Linked DNA regions of Homo sapiens: region 2 is linked to region 1. A link is a contact called in ENCODE Hi-C or POLR2A ChIA-PET data. All regions are on one chromosome and are shown on one strand. The core of a region is the stretch at or near the end of the contact, and the rest is flanking DNA. Distances in the headings are between cores, read along the strand shown. Region 1 overlaps HEATR5A (HEAT repeat containing 5A). Region 2 overlaps HEATR5A (HEAT repeat containing 5A).

Region 1 (3,508 bases), core at 636-3,135:
TTCAGGCTGCATGCAGTGACTCAACGCCTGTAATCCCAGCACTTTGGGAGGCCAAGACGGGCAGATCACTTGAGGCCAGGAGTTCGAGACCAGCCTGGTCAACATGGTGAAACCCTGTCTCTACTAAAAATACAAAAATTAGCCGGGCATGGTGGCACATGCCTATAATCCCAGCTATTTGGGAGGCTGAGATACGAGAATAGCTTGAACCTGGGAGGCAGTGCTTGCAATGAGCCAAGATTACACCACTGCACTCTAGCCTGGGCAAGAGAACGAGACTGTCTTAAAAAAAAAGAAAGAAATCATTTTATAATATGAACAAAAAAAATTTTAAATTTTTTTGACGTATGCTAGTCTTTAATGATTAGTATTTCAAAGATTGTATTCTATAGAACACCAATTCTATGAGATTCCTGGCTGGGAAAAAAAGAAAAAGGGAGTGGAGGAGAAGCCTATGGTTAAAACATGTTTAGAAACATCAAATGCTCTATCTGCACACCCTCTTGGCAGTACATAGTGCACATTACCATGTTACATGTATGGAGAAACTGGTGAAGAAAACTGACAACGAGGCATTTCCCAAAACCATTTCAACTTGGATTTCCCCCTCTTCCCACAGAATACATGTTTTCATTCTTCTGGCAGCATTCCACAAAGTACTCTTGGTAAACACTGCTTTATCTGAAGGTTTCTCTTAACATGTAAAACTTCTGCACTCGTAGTTTTCTTTACTTTTTTTTCCTCCCATTAAGCCTTTTGCACTCCTGTGCATTTGTAGTTTTCATGGTTTTATATGACAGCCTAGTATTCTTTGAATATGTCAAATTTAACCATTTCTCTTGTGTTGGACTTGTAAGTTCTTTTGAATTTTCACTGGAATTACAGTTAATTACAGTGCTGTAATTAATACTTTTATACTTATATTTTCCTTTTTCTTATGAATTTTCAAAAACTGGATGTTTTTGTCAAATGGTTTTGATATTTTTGTAACCTCTGATAAATAATATTTTTTTCTAAAAGAGTTGAACCATTTGTACTGCCACTGTTTATATTAAACTATCAGCTTTTCTAAAATTTCAGCATTGGCTATAAAAGTTTTTGCATTTTTCATATTTAGATTTAATATGCATAGGTTTGAACCACTCAGCTCAATCAAATTATTTCCTATTGAGCTTAAATCATTATTATATTGTTAACATTTCAAATTTTTAACTAATGATAGCCAATTTATTTGTAGGGTTGTTATAGAGAATTAGAAAGACTAATATTAAGGTCATACAGAATAATATCCTAAGTTTGAATTTCATTTTCAGAGATTTTTCTGCTGTTTTCTGAGGCAAGTGATTTTTTTTAGCCTAATTTTAAAGTATTTTATTGTAGAAAGAAGGAAGCAAGATATTTCAGATTCAAAGATGGAATTGATACAGACAAGATTTTTAAATTATCAAGTTTTAACTGTGTTAAAGAACTCTAACATTATAAATGACTTGCTTCTTATCCATTTTACCCTAAAACTAATAAAGTGTACCAGTTAAGTGTCAGCAAACCAGCTTTAGGATTCTGCCTAGAGATGTATAAAGTACTGTAACAAAAGGACTTAATTTTCTTTATACCAGGGGCAGCCTTCTTTAAGCAACATCTCAAGTGTGGCCTAATGCTCTGTGTAACTGGTGAGTTCCTGTTTTTGTAACGTATAATTTTGCAAAGCCTAAATCACAAATGAAAATCTGAGGTCAGGGTAGAATAATCTAGCTTCCTTCTAGATGAAAGCTAATTACTGTATTTTTGGGAGAGGTTTAGATTTTAGGATTTATCTGTGTTTCTTGAATTGTGGGAGTTCTTGACAGTTGGGGTTTTTTTTGTTTGTTTACTTCATGCTTTTTGTTCAGAACTGAGGAACTAAGACTATAGGGTGAGTTGAAGCTGTTACGGTGTCTTTTAGAGAAGTAAAAGTCAAAGAAAAATAATTGAAATTTAAGTCTGAGACGTATCCCAACACTTCAGGTACTTGATACATTCTGGAATTAGTTTCATTTACTGTTTAGTAACTTTTTTGTTTTGTGAATTATTTTCATGCTCCAGAAGGAAGACACTAACAAACCAATCCAATAAACCTATCTTATCTCATGTCCAATGTCCTCTTTGATTATTTGTGATTTTTCCCTTTTCCGCCCTTGAAATGATATAATCATTTTAAGGAACTAAAATGACCAAGAAGATTAGAATACTTTTTTCTCCCAATAAATTTCAACATATGTTTCCGTCCATACCAAAATAGACCTGTAAACTCTAGAGAGAGAAAATTATATTAGCAGTTTCTATCAGGACCAGAATAATCAGCAGCCTGTATATTTGTTGACATTGTTGAAGGTGCTTACACTGTCATGCCTAAATAAAATTGAAGTTAACTCATTTCCAAATGAATTAAAACCAACCCTTGTTGATAATATGGTTGGTTTTGTTTGTTTTGAGACAGGGTCTTGCTGAGGCTGGAGTGCAGTGGCGCGATCTTGGCCCACTGCAGCCTCCATCTCCCTATCTCAAGGGATCCTCCCACCTCAGCCTCACGAACAGCTGGGACTACAGGTGTGCACCACCACACCCAGCTAACTTTTGTATGTTTTGTGGAGACAGGGTTTTGCCATGTTGCCCAGGTTGGTCATGAACTCCTCGGCTCAAGTGATCTGCCAGCCTTGGCTTCCCAAAGTGCTGGGATTACAGGCATGAGCCACTGCGCCTGGCCTGATAATACGGTTGTTAACTGCTCTTAGATGTGGTTTTGGAGTAAGTTACTTTAGAAAAGAAAACTCTGAGGCCGGGCATGGTGGCTCACGCCTGTAATCCCAGCACTTTGGGATGCCGAGGCGGTTGGATCACCTGAGGTCAGGAGTTCAAGACCAGCCTGACCAATATGGTGAAACCCTGTCTCTACTAAAAATACAGAAGTTAGCCAGGCCTGGTGGCATGTGCCTGTAGTCCCAGCTGCTCTGGAGGCTGAGACAGGAAAATCACTTGAACCCGGGAGGCGGAGGTTGCAGTGAGCCAAGATTGTGCCATTGCACTCCAGCCTGGGCAACAGGGTAAGACTCCATCTTTTTTTTTTTTTGAGACGGAGTCTCGCTCTGTCGCCCAGGCTGGAGTGCAGTGGCGGGATCTCGGCTCACTGCAAGCTCCGCCTCCCGGGTTCACGCCATTCTCCTGCCTCAGCCTCCCGGCTAATTTTTTGTATTTTTAGTAGAGACGGGGTTTCACCGTTTTAGCCGGGATGGTCTCGATCTCCTGACCTCGTGATCCGCCCGCCTCGGCCTCCCAAAGAAGACTCCATCTTTATAAAAAAGGAAAGAAAAGAAAACTCTGGCCCTAGAATATTGGTGCCCTGCTGGTTCCTTTTTCTATTAGTAGTCAATAATATACATATGTGTTACTCTAGGCTAATAAAGTCACTAGGCTTAATACAGAGCCAATCGAAAGGAAAGAATACTATGCAAAGTACAGACATTAGTACATA
Region 2 (3,508 bases), core at 306-2,805, 49 kb after region 1:
TAGCTGGGACTGCAGGTGTACACCACCACTCCCAGCTAGTTTTTTTTTTTTTTTTTTTTTTTTTGTCATTTGTAGAGATGAGGTCTTGCTGTGCTGCCCAGGTTGTTCTCAAATTTCTGGGCTTCAGTGATCCTCCCACCTCAGCCTCTCAAAGTGTTGGGATTACAGTCATGAGCCACTGGGCCTGGCCTGATAATGTAAGTCTTACCCTTAAAAAAACTTGAATTAGAGGAAAAAGTCTTGAAGTCTTCTACTTTTTTTTTTTTAACTTGGATTTTCTCAGAATTGGAGTTTGGAAATGCAATCAGGAGTCCTAAAGGATATATTTCAAATCAGTTCCACAGTGTTCATTAGGAGACAAAGTCAGGACTTACTATGAACTTCTGGAAGAAACAAACTCTAGGCCAGGTACATTGGCTCACATCTATAATCCCAGCACATTGGGAGGCTAAGACAAATGGATCATTTGAGGTCAGGAATTCGAGACCAGCCTGGCCAACATGGTGAAATCCCATCTCTACTAAAAATACACAAAATAATTAGCTGGGCATGGTGGCACATGCCTGTAGTCCCAGCTACTTAGGAGGCTGAGGCAGGAGAATCGTTTGAACCTGGGAGGCAAAGGTTGCAGTGAGCCGAGATCGTGCCACTGCACTGCAGCCTGGGTGGCAGAGTGAGATTCCATCTCTAAATAAATAAATAAATAAATAAATAAATAAATAAATAAATTTCTGATTTTATTGGTTCCTCCAATGTGTTGTCAAAGAGTCAGTTTCTAGGACATAGTAAGAAATTGCTTTTGCCATGTGGAATGTACTTAAGAATTGAAATAACTTTTCTTCATGACTATCCAGCAGATGTAGATTTAGAGTCTTAGAGTGACTTAGTTTTCCGAAGGATTGGAGTAAAAATTGAGTTCTTAGTTTTTATTTCCTGTCTTAGTTTTGGTATGGATTTATTTTCAAATATCTTAATATTCTCTACATTGAAAATAACTCACCAGCAAGTTAGTGATGCATTTTTATACAAAAGCCTATTTGCATTTCAAAATTATCTTAATTATTTTTAGGTACTTTTTCCAGGGACAGTTGGGAAAGTAATCACTTTCAACTGAGAAGCAGAGATTTTCTACTATTTTCACACATAGCCATAGGAACAAGCATACCTTTTATATTGTACTACCAACAGAATTATTTTGCTGAGTGTCATATGCTGGTAATTAAACTTAGACATTCCTTTGAGCAACTGTCATTTGCTCAGTCATTATGACTTCACTGATCCCTGTCCATTCTTCCTAATTCCTGTATGTAATCTCTCCTTCCCTAAATTTAATAGTGCTTTTGTTTTTATCTTTTATGAAACATAATAGTTCCTACCTTCCTATTATATGTATATATTGGTATCCCATAGTGTATACCTTCTTGAAAGGAAGATTAAATATAATAAAATTTTTCTCTGTAGCATATTAAACACAATTTGGATGAATGAGTGATTCAGCACGGTGGTTAAAAGCTCAAATTCTGGAGCCTGATTAACTGGGTTTCAGTCTGACAGCTATGTGATCATCATATGATCTCTGGCAAGTAATAAATTCCCTGTTCCTGTTTCCTTACCTGTAAAACAACATACTAACCTGACCTTATTAGGTTACTATGAAGGTTATATGTAAAGTTTTTAGGACATTTCCCAACACGTATTAAGTATTCAGTAAGCCAAGCACCGTGTGTAATCTCAGCTATTCAGGAGGCTGAGACAGGAGGATCACTTGAGGCTTGGATTTAGAGATTAGCCTGGACAATATTGTGAGACCTCATCTCTTAAAAAAAAAAAAGTAAGCTTCAATAAATATTTGTTGTTACTACTGTTACTGCTGCTAATGATACAGAAAGTGATGGCAAGTAAACCCTTCCTAACTCATCCTACCACTTCTGATCAGTGGATATCACCTCAGTCCTCATTTCATCCTGGTGCAATTGCTCAAAGAAACACTTCGAAGAGTATAAACATTTTTCTAAGGGAATTTTTACTCATTCCTGCAGTATTTAAGTTACAAACTGGCAAAAGCCATTTAAGCTCTCTGTGGATAAGATTTTTTGATAACCTAACAGAAATTAGGATAAAACATCTTTGAGGTGATCATTGCAGTTAATGTGATAAATGGATCAGCTTTTCAAAGTGTATATGTTAGAGAGGCAACCATATGTTGTCTCCTGTGTTATTGGAGAACACAATACCACTTATGAACTAACCTGCACCCCACCCTGCCCATCACCAAAAGCAAAAATGAGCCCCGTCTAGATACAACTACCAATTTATTTTTTTTAAAAAGTACAGATAGAAGAACAAATTAAGCTATACCAGGGGCCTATAATCATAAAAACCCAGACTGTAGAAAATTGTACAAAACAAATAACCTTGTTTCTTCAAATAAATTACCAGTGAGGGGAAAGGTATAGGGAGAATACTAAATTGAAAGAGACAAGATAAACTAGCTGCAATGTGTACACCTTACTTAGATCTAGATTCAAACACGGAAGCAAACAAAAACAGGTGTTTATGAGATAGTTGGAAATTTGAATACTGAATGGGTACCTGATGTTCAGTGGCTTTTTTTTTTTTTACAACATGAGATTATGATAGCAGGATTATGTTCAAAATAAAATGTATTTCACTTTAATGATACACGGTGAAATATTTATGGATGAAATGATGTGCTGCCTAGGGTTTTCTTAAAAATAATGTGGAGAAATGTGGGATCAGGAATGGGGATGTAGGTGAAATAATACTGTTGCAGCTGGTAAAGATGAATAATGAGCATATGCTGGAAGGGATAGGGGCAGGCATCATCATAGTACTATTATTTATTTATGTTTGAAATTTTCCATAATAACATGTCTAAGTTTTCTCAGGATAATTCTTTTTTTTTTTTTTTTTTTTTTTTGTCTTGAGATGGAGACTCATTCTGTTGCCCAGGCTGGAGTGCAGTGGCTGATCTTGGCTCATTGCAACCTCTGCCTCCCAGATTCAAGCGATTTTCCTGCCTCAGTCTCTGAGTAGCTGGGGTTACAGGCACCTGCCACCACGCCCGGCTAATTTTTGTGTTTTTACTAAAGATGGGGTTTCACCATGTTGGCCAAGCTGGTCTTGAACTCCTGACCTCAAGTGATCCACCCACCTTCGCCTCCCAAAGTGCTGGGATTACAGGTGTGAGCCACCACACCCGGCCTCAGGCTAATTCTTATACATTTTTTCAGACTGTGCTTTTTTAAAAAACATATCTGCTTTTGTAAATCTTTTTTTACATCTATTTTTATATTTTATGTCATGTTATACCTTAAGGTATGTACACACACACACACACACACACACACACACACACACACTCTTACACTTTGAGATGTTCTTTTAGTATCCATTCTTAACCTTGTTACTAGCAACACGTAGTTGAGCCAGTCATTTCTAGGGCAGTTTTCAAGGATGAGAAATACAGTCTTTTGGCTGTGATATG

What was found. Hi-C counts contacts between places; a loop is a spot of excess contacts on that map. ChIA-PET counts read pairs that join two places held with the same protein, here RNA polymerase II (POLR2A). Pooled maps may share reads with other maps.
Region 2: a loop to region 1 is called in a map of posterior vena cava, with 17 times the contacts of the local background. The contact joins two enhancer-like sites. A Hi-C loop is called at or near these places in 4 of 168 maps with a recorded cell type or tissue (PC-3, naive thymus-derived CD4-positive, alpha-beta T cell, posterior vena cava and 1 more) and 5 of 50 pooled maps. POLR2A ChIA-PET finds 5 or more read pairs at or near these places in 12 of 52 experiments (H1, HEK293, HepG2 and 7 more).

The regions. Positions count from the first base shown.
Region 1 is chr14:31,408,653-31,412,160 of GRCh38, reverse strand. The region is part of intron 1 of HEATR5A (HEAT repeat containing 5A); the gene reads left to right. Among named protein-coding and RNA genes, the nearest start is that of HEATR5A, 10 kb to the left of the region's middle. Within about 2 kb of position 1,885, at least 3 of the 41 ENCODE cell types and tissues checked have a DNase peak (open chromatin) inside an H3K27ac peak, as active enhancers do.
Region 2 is chr14:31,359,163-31,362,670 of GRCh38, reverse strand. All of the region lies in intron 14 of HEATR5A (HEAT repeat containing 5A), which reads left to right. Among named protein-coding and RNA genes, the nearest start is that of HEATR5A, 60 kb to the left of the region's middle. Within about 2 kb of position 1,555, at least 3 of the 41 ENCODE cell types and tissues checked have a DNase peak (open chromatin) inside an H3K27ac peak, as active enhancers do.